2 separate regions of the Homo sapiens genome follow, and region 1 is linked to region 2. The links are chromatin loops, found by intact Hi-C in ENCODE. Cell type or tissue: MCF 10A. All regions are shown on one strand. Region 1 overlaps AFF3 (ALF transcription elongation factor 3). Region 2 overlaps AFF3 (ALF transcription elongation factor 3).

Region 1 (8,000 bases), 130 kb before region 2:
AGGCAGTGGAGCAGAGTCTAAGAATTTGGTCTCTGGTGCCAGACTGCCTGGCTTCACATCTAAGTGATGTCGCTTACTGGTTATGGGACTTGGACAAGTTAGTTAACCTCAGAGCCTCTTGTTTCTCCACTGTAAATAGGGAGAATGCCTCTTGGGGTTTTAAATGCAGTAATTCATGTAAAGTCCATGTAGAGTAGTTGTTACTAGCAACATTTAACATGGGCCAGATGGGCCTGGGAGGATGACATAGACCCAGAAAATTATTTGGGGTGACTGTGGTTTAAACTTGTCTATGGGTCTTTGTGACTTTGTGACTCCCTTTAATGTCATAGTTTCTCAAAAGATAGAGTACAGAAGTGGTTATGGCACAGACCACCCTCAATCTCATTCCTGCTCTGGTAGAACAGGTCAGCATAGCTAAAGTAGAGATCTAGAAATGCTCCCAGAAAATATTTTCAAGATTGAATTAAGATTGAGATAACCTTTACTTGTTTGTGGTCAGAGACAAACAAGTAAAAGGGGACCGATATTTTTGAGGAGTCCATGGTAGAAATAATACACTGTGGGTGAAAGGAGTGCTGGTGAGCCAATGTTATAGTGCTGTTGGGGGAAAGTAGAGTGAACATTCATGAGAACTGAAATTACTTGGCTCATAAGGAAAATCCAGGATAAGTGAGCCGGGGCATAGTCATGTTCTTTAGGATTTAAGAATTTGTTATATGCACTGTTGACTGTTTCTCACTCCTCAACAGATTTTTAACCACTAGCACCTTCACTACCACTTTCACCACCACCAACACCATTACCACCACCACCAGCATCGTCATCATCACCACCACCATCACTACTGTCACCACCATTATCACAACCACCACCATCATTACCATTACCACCACTACCACCATCATCACCACCATCAACTTCACTACCGTCATCACCATTATCATAACAATCACCACCATATCATCACCACCACCACCATCACCATCAGTACCACCAGCACGATCACCACCTTCATCACCACCACCATTACCACCATCACCACCACCACCATCAGCATCACTGCCATCACCATTACCACCACTACCACCACCACCATCACTACTACTGTCACTAACATGTTCACCACCAATACTATCACCATCGCTACCACCATCACCGCCACTACCGCCACCACCACCATCACTGCCAGTACCATCACCACTTTCATCACCAACACCATTACCACCACCATCACCACCACCACCATCACCATTACCACCACTACCACCACCACCATCACTACTGTCACTAACATGTTCACCACCAATACTATCACCATCGCTACCACCATCACCACCACTACCGCCACCACCACTATCACCACCAGTACCATCACCACTTTCATCACCAACACCATTACCACCACCATCACCATCTCCACCACCACATCACCACCACTGCCACCACTACCACCATGACCATCGCTGCCATCACCATTATCACAACCACCACCATCACCATCACTACCACCATCACCATCACTATCACTACCACTAACATGTTCACTACCACTGTCACCATCGCTGCCACCACCATCATCACCCCCACTACCACTGCCACCGCCACCACTACCACTGCCATCACCCCCACCACCATCACCGCCACTACCATTGCCATTATCACAACCACAATCATTATCAGCATCGCCACAACTACCACCACCACCAGCACCTCTACCACCACCACCATCACCACCACCATCACCATTGCTACCACCACCACCATCACTACCACTACCACCACCATCACCATCACTGTCATCACCACCATTATCACAATCATCACCATCACCACCACCACCACCACTACCACAACACCTTCACTGCCACTACTGTCACCATTGCTACCATAACCACCATCATCATCACCATCACCACCACCACCACCATCATAACCATCATCACCATCACTACCACCAACACTACTGCCAGTACTTCTGCTGCCACTATCACCACCACCACCACTATCACCACCATCGCACCTATAGCATCACAACCACAACAACTCAGAGCTTCAAAAGACTCCAGTTGGGAGATTCTTGCCTTTTTACCACGTTCTACCTTCAGCCTCACCTTCTCTGTCTGAGTTGCCTCTGTCCCATGCTCACTGTCTTTCTGCCTTTCAGTCCACCAGCTATGTCTATAGATTAAGAAGGGAATTTGCAAGTACACTTCAGCAACCTTGCTTTACTCTAATTTAAAAAACAATTTTTAATTTTTATCATTTGCTTTATAAATAACAAGAGATGTTAATTAGTTTGACTCATTAAATTTAAAACAATTGTTATAAATTTGGAGTGTTTGATTAAATTTCCTTAATTATACACAGTGCTTACGCTGCTGCTCTGGAGAGCAGGGGAGTTTCTGGGGAACGTTCTTCTCTCCTCCTTATGCCTTTTCTTCTTCCTCCTCACCCTCATGGCTCCAGGTCCATGCCCAGGGAGCATGTTAGCATGTTGTCAGGTCTCAAAGTATCTGAAAAGATTGTCTTCTCTGTGGCCAGGCTGCTTAGAGGCAGCCTGATATAAACTGTAAAAAGGGGGAGAGTGTTTCTCTGTGTCCTCTGCATCCACTCTTCATGCATTTGCTCCAAACCAAATCTGCTCTTAGGAAGGGATCAGACGAACCTGTTTAGAGTGAGGTAGCAATGATAGGTTAGCAGTGGGTAAACCACATAAATGAAACTTTAAATGAGGAATTCCACCTTGTTAAAGAAGTAAGGTGGGCCAGGCACAGTGGCTCACGCCTGTAATTCCAGCACTTTGGGGGGCCAAGGCAGGCGGATCATGAGGTCAGGAGATCGAGACCATCCTGGCTAACGTCCTGAAACCCTGTCTCTACTAAATATACAAAAAAAAAAAAAAAAAAAAAAATTAGCTGGCTGGGTGTGGTGGCACATGCCTGTAGTCCCAGCTACTCGGGAGGCTGAGGCAAAAGAATCACTTGAACCTGGGAGGCGGAGGTTGCAGTGAGCTGAGATCACCCTGCTGCACTCCAGCCTGGGCAACAGAGTGAGACTCCGTCTAAAAAAAAAAAAAAAAAAAGGAAGCAAGGTGGTATGGAGGTATGGAGAGAGTAACATAACCGCCTCTGAATATACTCCCAAAGGCCACTTACTAGTAATCCATGTATTTTGTACCTCTAAGCCCTTCTTCTTTTCCATCTCCTTAACCTGCCGTTTTCTCAAGCTCAAAGCTGGTCTCCTGCAGGAAACAATGCTGATTCCTTGTGCTACCCCTGCCAGTGCCCTGACCACAGGCTGCTCACATTGTTTGATTGTGAATTGGTGCCCTTCTTCCTTTTCCCCATTCTCCTTGCCCCAGACTGTTGTCTTCTCATCAGCAGGATGGCTCAATCACGACCCTGTCTCCCTAGTATCTGACACAGTGGTATTCAGAAAATGCTTTTGGACGAAAGTGAATTGTGTTTTTGTTATTTGAAAAGGACTGTATTTTAAAAACATGCAAAACATGATAACTTTTTCCAAAAGATAGGTGAGAGGTGGTTCATTCTCTTCTCCTTGAATTTGCTTATTTCTTAGACTCCCCACAACCCTGGAGACATATCAGTAGTTTGGATAGTTTTTTAAAAATAAGAATAAAACATTTTGATGATTCTAGTCAAGGGATACAATTGGCTTCATATACCCTTGCCTAAAAGTCTCCTCCATGGGAAATGCAGTTTGCTTGGAGCGAGTGCTCCAAGCAAACTGCATTTCATCAGATTTCATCAGGCTGCATGTGGATGAGTGCAGTGGGAAGGAGGTCATCCCCCCCTGGCTGGCTGGGTCTGCTGAATCAACCTGTGACTCAGCCAGAGGGCAGGCTGTCCTGGCTCCAGCACCTTTCTCACCAGTAGGGCAGCCTAGGGAGAGATTGGAGCAGGCTAATGAATGGGTAGCACTTGATAAAAATAGTGACATCAGTAGCCCTCGCTGGGCAACTTTAGAATCTTATCATTTTTTATTTTTTTATTCACTTCTCTATCTTCCATTCCACAATTCTAGGTTACATAGGTCTGCTTTGTGTGTGAGCTGTGGAAAGAGACTGATTTCTATCCTTTGTCAGTTGGGGGCTGTAAAAAATTATAACAGCTGAGACTTTATTCCAGAATTCTCCTTATGGTTCTCTCTGTCTGACTGGGAAATAGCTTGCCTTATTTCATTTATTCCTGTTTTGCCTCTGGGGCTCATGTTAACTACTTCTCACTACTGGGCTTGTCAGACATCAGGGTTTAAGAGGTGCCACCACTTCTTGGCTCCAGGATAGCTCCTGTTCTCTGGGCAGAGCTGAGTAAGGTACTTTGGACATTGCTGTTCCTTTTACACAGTGTGTCTTTATGACATTGTTTTGATGATCAAACTCTTATCCTAAGTTTCTTGATCTTTAAAAGAGTTAACCTAGTCATAATATTCACCATCAGTGTCTTTCTCCAAGGGGCATTGTGAGGATAATTAAGGGACATATAGGTGAAATGTTTTGAGCTCAATGGAAGAGAAAAGCCATCGGGCTCATAGATGTTACTTTTATTTAGTTTCATGCTGTTACCGTATGATCAAGAATAGATGAATTTTGGAAATGATGACAGTTTCATGTTTAGACGTCTATTTCTACTTAACCACCATAATTGGCCTTGGCTGGAGCTCTACAAGATACCGCAATTTATAGATTAAAAACAAATAAGTGAGAAATGATCAAAAATGTTTTCACTACATTTTTTATTTGCTATTTTTTTTAATTCTAAAAATAAATAGGCCCTTTAAAAGGAGTTGATTAAAAAGGTTTATTTTCTGGGAATGTTATGCATCTGCAACAAATGATAAATAATATTGAAGCAGTTGGCTACCTCCACTTTCATGCAAAATAAATAAATACATTTGGTGACATACATTTGAGGAATGTGATTTTTGTAATTTTTATGGAAATAGGAGCAACTTTGCAGATGATAGAAATTTTTACCATCTGCTAGTAACAAAGAAACATAACTCATAACGTGCAACACATTTTGAGTTTAATGTATATGTTGGCATGCCGGGAATTGGAATTCTCTTAGACCTAAGTCAGCCATCCCAGGGGAAGCTGACCTGACTTTCAGCTTGTCAGGCGAAAGCTTTCTTTGCTTTTAAAGCATGATCTTCACATTGCTCAAATGGCAGGGGGACGAAGAGGGCTAAGCTTTCATGGCAAGAGATGAAGAGAAAGGCACTCTGCAGGCTGGTGAGCACCGGCACAATTTTCACTTGTAATTAGTGGGATGGGGGCTCACTGTCGAGAAGCTACTGTCTTTATGAGTCAAAACATTTAGTATTGGTAGAAAGGTGAGAGTTCAGACACTTAGGGAGATACAGGGGGTGGGAAGCCCAGCCTTTCTCTTACAGTGACATCTGCTTTAAGCAAGTGACATTTTAGCTCCCTAGCCATGAAATGATATGTGGTGGGGGGCTTGTGCTTCTAGTTAAAGAGAAGGAATGGGTAGGTTAGTTTTAAGAAGCAGCTCAGTGGAGGCTACAGAGCTACCCACCAAGGAAGGAGGAGAGAAACCAAAGGGAAGGCATTGCCTTTCTTTTTGAGTTTCCTTTCCTCTCCTTTGAAGAAGTGGGGACGTTGCCATTTTGAGTCATTCTGGGTTCATCTTATGGTGTGGAAGCATGGCACGAGCATGATGGCAGGCCCCTGAAAAGACGACTAGTGGATTTCTATTAGAAGATTATGAGTAAGTGGTCCTGAGGGTGTTCACTCCTTCTTGGTAGTAGGAGCTGTAGGCTGGTTATGCGGGTAGAACTTCATTAGTGGATTTTATCTAGCAATCTGGATGCTTTATAAAGCATCTTGGAGTGCTTTGGGGTATCCTTCAGCTTAAAGGGGTTGGGGGATGAGGCAGGTTTAGTTAAAGAGGAGCATCTTTTCTCTCACCTCCAACATTTTCAGAGTAGGACATGACTCATAACTCCCAGACCCTGGAAATGTATTGGGTCTGATATCTGCCTAATTAATTTTGGTTTTTATCCTATTGCCTTTGTCTTAAACATTTAAGCCACACTGAAAAATAAGTGGAGTTTATGAATCTGTTTTCATGGCTGCATCTACTGTTGTCCCTTCCTTTGTTCAGCTTGCCTCCCGTTCTGACCCTCCGGGATCTTGGATTCTTTCCCCTCGGCTTCTGGAAAATATGCTGACAGACTCATGCACGCTAAGATACTCAAGGCTAATCAGGTTTAAAGTGTTTCAGCTTCTTGTGGTGTTTATATTTCTTGCAGGGGTGAAGACATCTTAAACCAGAGGAATGACTCTCTAGTTGTGGAATTTCAGTCATCAGCCAGCAGATGCAGGAGGTATTATTTTGGGCATGGGGGCCTTCTGAGAAGCCCAGAAATCATTCTCAATGACCACCTGCCTGCTCCATCTTACATGAGGCCACTTCGTGCATCACACCAGTCTTGTGTGTCTGGTTGGGTTGACCTGACTGAGGGCAGCAAGCATGTGTGTGGGAGTCCCTGCTATGTATGGGAAAAGGGGAGAGTTATGATGCATGCTGTGCAAGCTTTTTTTTCTTTTGAGAGGGAGTCTCGCTTTGTCGCCCAGGCTGGAGTGCAGTGGCGCAATCTCGGCTCACTGCAAGCTCCGCCTCCCGGGTTCGTGCCGTTCTCCTGCCTCAGCCTCCCGAGTAGCTGGGACTACAGGTGCCCACCACCGCCCCTGGCTAATTTTTTGTATTTTTAGTAGAAATGGGGTTTCACCGTGTTAGCCAGGATGGCCTCGATCTCCTGACCTCGTGATCCACCCATCTCGGCCTCCCAAAGTGCTGGGATTACAGGCATGAGCCACAGCGCCCGGCTGCTTTTTGTTTTCTAACTGCAGGTGTCAATATTGTTCCAAAAGCTAGAAGTGCATAATGAAACTAGAATTCTCCTGTTGATTAAAGGCTACTTCATATCCATCTGCAGTGTGGGTCATATATCCTCAGAGCAGTCTCCATTTTAAATCCATGGAATGTTCCTGAAAGCCGGGGTTTCATATTACAAATGTCCACAAGCAGGGCAGGACCATCATACCCTCTACTGGGAACTGGAAGTCTGGTTCTGTGAATAAGAGTGTCTTTCCCATCTCCTGCTTTCCTTAGGCTGGTCACTGTCACCACAGCCACCCCAGAGAGTTCTTAGTGATCAGTGATCGTGATGTTAGCGCTGTGAGCCTCTCAGTTGGTAGAAGATTCTAGAGGCTGCAGTCCCCGTTATATGAAGGTCACTGGTTGGACTCCCAAATCTAATAACTGTGGGTAATATACTAAGGATGAATTAAAATGCTAATAGGCTCCATGTTCTGGATATCTTTACATTCCCTAACCTTAAATTTAAATTAAATGCCTTAGGTGCTGCAGCAGCCTTGCCAGAAGCATGTTTAGTATCGCATCACCCCTTAGACAGCAAATTTAAACTGTACCCCAGCCACACGGGCAGAGCTAGGATAAGCAATATTTATTTTACAATAATTTGTGTGTCCCCCTACAGCTACATGATACATATACTTTCTGTTTTACTAAAGATAGTTATTTAGCTTTTAAAAATCACAATTTTTATAAGTTCCTTTGAACCCACAGATCCTTTTATTATTAACAATATTTTATTAGCAATATGTTGGATTTTGTGGCACCTAAAGCTACTCCAAAGCCATTTTATAGATTACCTTCACATTTAAGCCTTATAACAGTGCCATGAAACGCCCCTGCTTTGTAATGAAGTCATTAAGGCGTAGAGAGACCGAGTGGCTTTTCCATCCCCATGTCGCTGATTTGGGGAGAACCACATTTCGCAGGTGAGTGTGCCAACTCCCAGCTCAGCATCTGCCCACTAGACCAAGTGGGAGCTGGAAGCAGAATGATGGCCAGGTCACTGAACCCACCTGCTTCTGCTGGGAAAGGAGGACAGAGCTCATCTTAAGGGATCTGTAAGCTCTTTTTGAT
Region 2 (8,000 bases):
GGTGATGAGGGGCTATTAACGGCTGGTGAGTCTGGAGAACTGAACAGTGGAAGCTCTATTTTAAGATTCACGTGGCAGTAGAGGATAGAGGTGTTTGGAAGCGGTGGGCAGTTGGCAAGCTATATGGGAGACATTTCTGGCTTAAGAACACAAAAAATGTGGGAATACAAATGGATGGTTCCAGTGAATCCCCCAGGTAGAGGGAGAGGCTGGGATTGGAGGATGGTAGAAGCGAATATGGTGAACCCAGCCACCCCCTCACCAGAATGTGTCTCCTCTGGGAGCTGGCTAATGTGGTCTTCACAGTGAAAATTGTTGGATGAGTGGTATAGACATATTATCCTTTAATTAAACATCTAACTTTGAAAATCTTGATTAATAAGCAGGCCGGGTGCAGTGGCTCATGCCTGTAATTCCAGCACTTTGGGAGGCCAAGGCTGGCAGATCACTTGAGGCCAGGAGTTTGAGACTAGCCTGGCCAACATGGTGAAACCCCATCTCTACCAAAAAAAAAATACAAAAATTAGCCAGGTGTGGTGTTATGTGCCTGTAGTCCCAGCTACTGGGGAGGCTGGGGCAGGAGAATCTCTTGAACCCCATAGGCAGAGGTTGCAGTGAGCCGAGATCATGCCACTGCACTCCAGCCTGGGAGACAGGGTGAGAGTCTGTCTCAAAAATAAATACATACATACATAAGCAAATAAGCGTGGTAACTATAGTTAATAGCAATGTATATATCAAAATTGCTAAGCAGATTTTAAATGTTCAAGCCGTACAACGAAAGTACGTGAGGTGATGGATGTGTTAAATAGCTTGATTTAATCATTCCATAATGTATAAATCTATCAGAACACCACATCGTAACCCCATAAATACGTATACTTTTTATCAGTTAAAAATAAATAATCAAAAAATAAATAGTTATTTGCTTTTCAAAAATAGTTGTCTGCTCAAGAAGGAATTATAATCAAATTACTTTATGGACCAATCTCTCCTAATGTAGTTACAACATGATGTCTGTACCTTTAGTATCACAGTGGGTAAAATGAGGCAGTATTTGCCGTGACTGCACACAAATTTCCTCTCTTCATTTGACCTGTTAAACAAATGTGCATGATTAATGGTTGGCGACTTCATGGAATAATCAAGCAGAGTTCTGTCTGCTTAATAAACAAGGCCCCTGAAATAGAGAATAAAGTCTGTACCATTTTTAATTTGGTAAAATTGTGTTCACGATAATGCTTCCTTTCTTCCTGAAATGTATAATAATAATTCTGCCTAGTCTTGTTTTTATTTTCACGTATCCCTAAAGTTAAATTTTAGTTCCTTGCTGACTCAGTAGAAGGCTCTCTGTTGATTTTAGATTTAGGATGTTTCAGTTGGGAAGGGAAGAGAAGCCACCCTGAGGGCGAGAATGAGGAAATGATAAAAGAAAGATCATGTTATTTTCCTTCTCTCCATGAAATCATGGCTTGCCAAAAGAAAAAAGACCTTTGAGGAATGTAGTAGTTCTCCAAATGAAATTGAAGGGTCACTCCAAAGATTAATGACTCTGAGATGTTAATTCAGAAGAGAATTTATTCTTAAAGGCTAAGATTTATTCTGGGCCAGAGATTCTGAGTTCAGCTGGGAGACTAATGAAGCGTGTATTTTATTTTTTAGCGTTTTTAATGGTGCTGTCAGTCATATAGCATGGGGCTTATTCGCAAGAATTTTAGGTCTGGTTAAAAGTCTCTACATTCAGACTGTGAGAACCTTCTTTAATGGGAATTTTTTTCAGAAAACCTTTAGGGGGTAGCTTATTTCTTTTATACTTGAAAGGTTTTATACATGAGAGTTCTGTGTTTTTATGAAGATATCGTATTGGTGTGAATTCATATTAATTATTAACATATTGCAAAGGTTAAAATGCACATATTTCACAGCAAGGCACCATCCCTTCCCTGGGTTGCATGTTGTTTTTCCTGCCTGGGGTCAAATATAAAACAATTTATTGATATCCTAGCCAGTTCTCTTCCTAAACTGTGGATGAAGCTTCAATTCCACTTTAAAATACATCTATCATTGTTCAACACTTCTTCAGAGTTAAATATCTGTGCAGAATAATACCTTGTTTTCCTTTGTTAGAAGTAACGTTCACTTCATCACTTAAACTGCACCGGGCCCTATCAACACAGGACATTGGCTTCTTCCTCACTAATTAGTGTTGTTCTTACATCATAAACCAATTGATGTGCCCGTCAAAATGTGCATTACTGGGAAATTGCTAGGGCCATGCCTTGGGCCCAGACTACAGTTTCTTTATGTGGGCAACTGTCATGACGACAGCCTTGAGCCTTGCATTGAGTTCAGTTCTGTCACATTAAAAAGAAAATTCTCCATTAAAAATAACTGAGTAAGTAAACTGGAACAGGATGGCCAGTGGATTATGCAGGCTTTACCATGAGCTCCTGTCTGTCATGATATGCTCTTTCATCAGCCAGACCTTCCAAGAGAGATGCCCCTTCTCTAGAGGTGAGCCTGCATTGGGCACTGCTGTGAGGGATGAGTGCTTCCCAAATGCAGCAGTCCTCATGAACCAGGCAGACTGAGGATGTGCTTCAGCCAGGGCTGCAGCCGGTCTGTAGCCACTGCAGGACCCCCCAGGCTTCTGTGCAGTGCTGTCACTAGCTTCTTTCACAGCTGGATAGTTTCTACCCTCCCTCTGGGATATTTCTGCAACATTTGACCTCATAAAAATATAGTGTCTTTAGAATGCCTAGATTGGTTAACGATAATTTATTCGGCAGAGTGGGGCTTTTGAAACCCCCTTGTGCAGATTAATGGCTGTTCCCTGGACATCAGGCAAACCTCAACAGTGCAGTTACTTGTGTCTTCATTTTATATATGTTCACCCACAGAGAGCTGGGAGCTGAGCTCTCTCACATAAGCAGGAACAGCCAAAGAATGCGAAGAATGATTTATGGGTTGCAGTGAGAGAGGGTGGGGAGAGTGAGGGGGAGAGAGAGAGAGACAGAGAGAGAGAGAGAGAGACAGGCAAATGAGGACCAATCATGCCAAAATGAGACATGATTTGCTGCTATTTTCCTTTCCCAGCGTGTTTTTCCTGGGTGCCTCCCCAGCAGAGCTGTTCAGTCACTTCTGTTGTGTGTGCTCATGCATAAATTCAGGTCAAGTACAAAACCCTGATTTCTCTATTCATCATAGGAACGGGTAATGTTCTTATCAATACATAACAAGAAATTGCAACTAATTTGGCTCATGACCTTCTTCTTTTATCATTAATGGTTGAACTGGTGTTTGCTTAGCCATTAATGCATTCAGTTCAGTAAACTAAAGCTGTTTGAAATTTTCACTAATCCTTTTCCATTGAGGGTTTCCCTGGACCAAATCACTTCTGAATAAAACAAAAAAGTGAATGCGTGCACAGGTTTCTCAGATTTTCCGGATCAAACATCATTTACAGGGCATACCATTTTAAAATGCGATTTTTTTTTTCTTTTCAAATCACCAATCCCATAGTACTGGAGAATGAATGAACTGTTTACTGAAAATATGAATTGCATGAACTTACCCCATAAAGTGTTCAAGTACTGAGGGCTTTTTTTCAATGAAAAAATGAAACAATATATAGAATAAAAGTAGAAAAAATGGTTTAACACCTAGCTTTTTTTTTTTTTTTGAAAAGATGCTTTTCAAATGAATCCGTCTTTGCTATTTAATTTACATTTTGAGGGCTCATTAGGATGATGAATGATGAGGCAGGAGAATAAAATATACTTCCTGAACAAAAGACAATCTCTGTAGCCTAATAACATTTTATGCCAGCACTTACATTTGTCAGAAGTGGATGCTATTTATCCCTATGATTATTTAAAAATCATTTTTATTGTCCTTTGTGCTGTGTCCTCTTCTGGGAATTTTAATTCAGAGTTTGACACCTACTTATTAACTTCCATGAAGTATAGAGTACAAAGGCCTATACTCTATAAAGAATTCTAAATAGCCGTGTTTATATTGCCTGCAGCTGTACACAAATTAGCTCAGTTTGGATTTGTTTCTATCAGAAATAGAAAGCCTGTTGGAATAGCGGGTAGCCTCTGCTTCCTCCGTGAAGTAAGTGCTCTCTGCTGTCTGCCCCCATCTGAACCAAGTGGGACTTGCGGGGTAGACAGAAGGGGAATTTTCCTAATTATGATACAGCCCTTATGCATAAGTACATTACTTCCATTTCCTTTGCCTCCTCCAACTGCTCGTCCCAAACAGCACTCCGTCATCTGTCGCCACATACAGATGCCCGTTCTTTCCTCTCTGATCTCCTTGCCCAGCCTACACTCCAACTCCCACACCCTCACTATTATTCCAGATTGCTTCTTCCTGAGCCATCTGTCTCCCTGGCTGTGGATTTTCCCAGCTACTCAGTGGGCTAGATTTTTTTCCAGGGTGGGTAGCACCTTTTGGAAATTGAGTGGGAGTTCTGGATGCCAGATGACATGCAGGCCAGGGGTCCTAGTGTGAGGGATTCTCCACGCTATGGCATAGCCCATAGCGCCAGCCCACGCTGCCCATCCCATGGCCGCCTGTCAAGCCTTGATTTCCACCCACCACCTCAGAATGCCAAAGAACTTTACTTGTGATTCATCCTAGAGGTTTTATAAAAGGTCAGGTGTCTGTTTGGTCTTTCCCGAGGGGAAAAACAGCTCTGCCGCTGAATCAGAGGCCTCAGGGTGAGCCATATCCTGGGGAGATGCCACAGCCAGCCCCAGAACACAGTTGGGCTCTCCAGGGGCGCGTGACACAAAACCAGGCAGTGCGTGTCTTGCTTCATTAGCTTTAATAACATGTACAAATGTTTCGTTGTCATTTCACTCCCGTTCCAGGCTCATGCCTGCTTGCTTCAGGTGATATTATGGTTTTTAGCAGGCTGGAAATAAAACAACCACCCACAAGAATTCAAAGATGAATCCTTGGAAAGTAAAATCTTTACTCCTATTTTAAATCTGTCTTACCAAACGATCCTTGCTGCTAATACTTCAAATCGATATTCTACAGGGAATCCAGCTTTGACTTATTGGTCTGGCTTCATTAGCAATTAAATGAACACGTAACCATCTGACCACCTTTATTGTTATTTTAGATAATATTAAAAAGTGATGCTCTGTTTGGTTTTTAACTGTTTTTATATTTTAATGAAAGTTACAGTGATAGCTGATACTCATACCTGTTAAAAGAGTTTGTAGCTACTTTATCTGTTCCCATGGACATTAATAGTAATCAAAAAGGACATAAAATACTCAAGAAAGTGGTGGACATTAAGACTAGGGTTTCTGTATTTAGGTCGCAGAGCACAGATATGGTCCTTGGGCACGTTGGCAAGATGTGATGGTTTGTGAACTTGGCCACGTGTGAAATGATGACTAATTTATTTTGCTGCCTTTGGCAAAATACACAAGAGTATAAGGACCATTCTTTTATACCCTGTTGACTTGGAGCAAACTATCCAAAAGCTCCAAATCATCTTGACAGAGAAACTCTTTTCATTCTCCTACCCACGAGGTGATAGAGAAATTCTACAAAGGTTGCTTGCTGTACCTCAAGGAAATAGAAGAAATACTGATACACACGCTGTAGTTTTTAATGTAGTGCTTCATTAATATTATTAATATTGTTGTTATACACGTTTATGGAGCTACTAGGAAGTTGATGAGCACAGCCCAGAAGATACAAACATGGTCCCTGTTCACAGTCAGAATTTAAATAAGCTGGAAGATGGATGTGATACTATGGATGGTATAAACATAGAAGTTCAGGGAAAGGAAATGATTTCAAGAAAGGAATTCCATGAATCTGCAGAACTCATTATGAACTGTGTAGGGACGTCACTGACTTTTTTCAAAAGCATAAATAATAGGTATCTTTGTTAAAGAATACAATCTGGAAAACAGTTTTAGAACTGCGTGCTTTATGTTTCCTTCACCGTGATCAGCTCCGGAATTTTTTTCAACCCTATGAGTTATCACTTCAGTGCTTCTTACCCGCAGATTCCTGGGCTGCCCATGAGTATAGACTTGATGCACATAAAAAAATTCTGACATCTTCTCTCTGAAGTTACCTAATTTTGTGGCCTTAGGGTTATCTAGTTGTTTTTTTTCTAACTTCTGTCTAGTTTCATTTAGATATTTGAAAGACAGTCCATGGACTTAAGGAATCCAAAGTGAATCCAAAGGGCTATTGTTTAAATCTCTGTGAAGTTTATTGGCCAGAATGCTCTAAAACAGAAAGTCTAAACCAGGTTTTGTTGGCAGGCATTGGGAATCCCCTAGCCAACCCTCCTTTTACTTTTACTTGGGAGACTTCATTATTTCCAAATCAAGAGTTTGGTGATAGTTTTCTTAGGGAATTGATGGAAATGTCTTACCTCTTCTTACATTTACATTTACCATTTACTATGTTTTTATTTTATGAATTCAGTAGATGCATACCCCCAGAGAGCATGAGACTTGGAAGAAATACAAGTCAGTGCCTCCTGGCAGAAACCTGAAATTTTTTTCCCTTAATTTTTATTAAAATCTACTTGTTATAAAGTAACATATTAAAGGGAGAAATCATGAGACTTTGAGTTAATTTGGAAGGCTCTGGGTGTTTAAAAATCCATCATGAACTCTTAGTGTGTCCCAATAAGTACATGATTACAGGTTGAAAATTTTCCCTGACCCTAAAGTACAAAAAAGTCTGATTAAGTCTAATCAGGCAGGGAAGAGCGTTCCATTGCAAGAACTGTTTCTCCCCAAAGTTGTAATTTAGCCACTTAACATTCAACCAAAAGAATTCTGTTCCAAGGTCAAATTGACCTGCCTGGATTTTTCTTCACAACTCAAAGCTCACGGATGACCTAGAGAATATTGCCATCGAGGTTAGGCAACCTTCCTCTTTCCGCTTCTTGTTTTCTCCTACTGCTTACCACAAATTTGCATTTTATTGGATGTCTATTTTTTTTCAACATAGGACTTAACTGTTAGGTGTTTCTGCAACATTTAATGATTACTAATCAAGGTAAGCTGACTGATAGTATCATGTCTGTGGAACTGGGGAGCAGTGTTGAGGGTGTGATGTAATAATAGAGTGATTTGATTTGATGTGTTCATCCAACATGCATTTTTTTAGTGCCTTCAGTACTTCTTACTACTCTCTCTCCAGCACCTAGAATAGCATCTGGCCCACAGTGGGACTTAGTAATACTTATTGCATGAATGAATAGTGCACGTTTTTGTGAATTACTTTGTTTTGGAATGGAAAAAAATTAACACCTAGAGTCTAGATAGTGTCTAGTCTCTATTTAGCAACCTTCATACTAGTAACAAACAAGCAGTATATATTTTTCTAAACAAAGTAGTATATTATGCTCATAAAATAGTTTTATGTTTTCATTTAATCTTTTCATTGCATTCCAAAAATAATCATCCTGGCTTCATGTGTTTTGTGAACATGGTCTGAACTTCTGACTATAGAATGATGGTCTTTAATAAAGTGCCAGTGACAGTCTCGTCATAAAGGAGGTTCCCTGTCTATGCTGCCATCAGTTGTAATGGCTTTCACCACCCATGGGCCTCACAGCCTCTTTCTTCATGCTTCTAATCACTTTCAGTCTCATTTCTCATAGTGGTGATTCCAATTGTTAGCATTTTCCCAAGTCCCCATCACAGCAGGTGGTAGACATCTGTACCTGAAGGCCCCCTGGCATCCCAAATGCATGCCCCAAACTGAGCTCATCATCTTCCTCCTGCCCTTCATACCGATTACATCTCCCCCTCAATCCCACTTCTCAGTGGCTTCACTGTTTGACGAGTCATTCATCCAACCCAGAAACTGAGAGGGCATCTTCAGCATTTCCATGCTGGCTACCATGTCCAGCTGATTCCCATGATTGTCCTTAAGGAATGTTTCCCAAGAATGGTGGGAGACAGGAATTTCCCAAGAATCTGTGTATTCCTCACTGTCCT

What was found. Peaks named below come from ENCODE experiments on the same cell type or tissue, not always from the same donor. Only the 100,000 strongest peaks of a DNase experiment are listed, where the experiment ranks them.
Region 1: it touches region 2 in a loop (1.9-fold over the local background); 4 of 110 quality-filtered maps call a loop at or near these places.

The regions. Positions count from the first base shown.
Region 1 is chr2:100,009,869-100,017,868 of GRCh38, reverse strand. All of the region lies in intron 4 of AFF3 (ALF transcription elongation factor 3), which reads left to right. Among named protein-coding and RNA genes, the nearest start is that of AFF3, 130 kb to the left of the region's middle. In MCF 10A, a CTCF peak has its summit at 3,906; a DNase peak (open chromatin) is centred at 3,828.
Region 2 is chr2:99,877,089-99,885,088 of GRCh38, reverse strand. The region is part of intron 7 of AFF3 (ALF transcription elongation factor 3); the gene reads left to right. Among named protein-coding and RNA genes, the nearest start is that of AFF3, 260 kb to the left of the region's middle. In MCF 10A, no CTCF peak of the experiment used is centred here; DNase peaks (open chromatin) are centred at 2,978 and 4,698.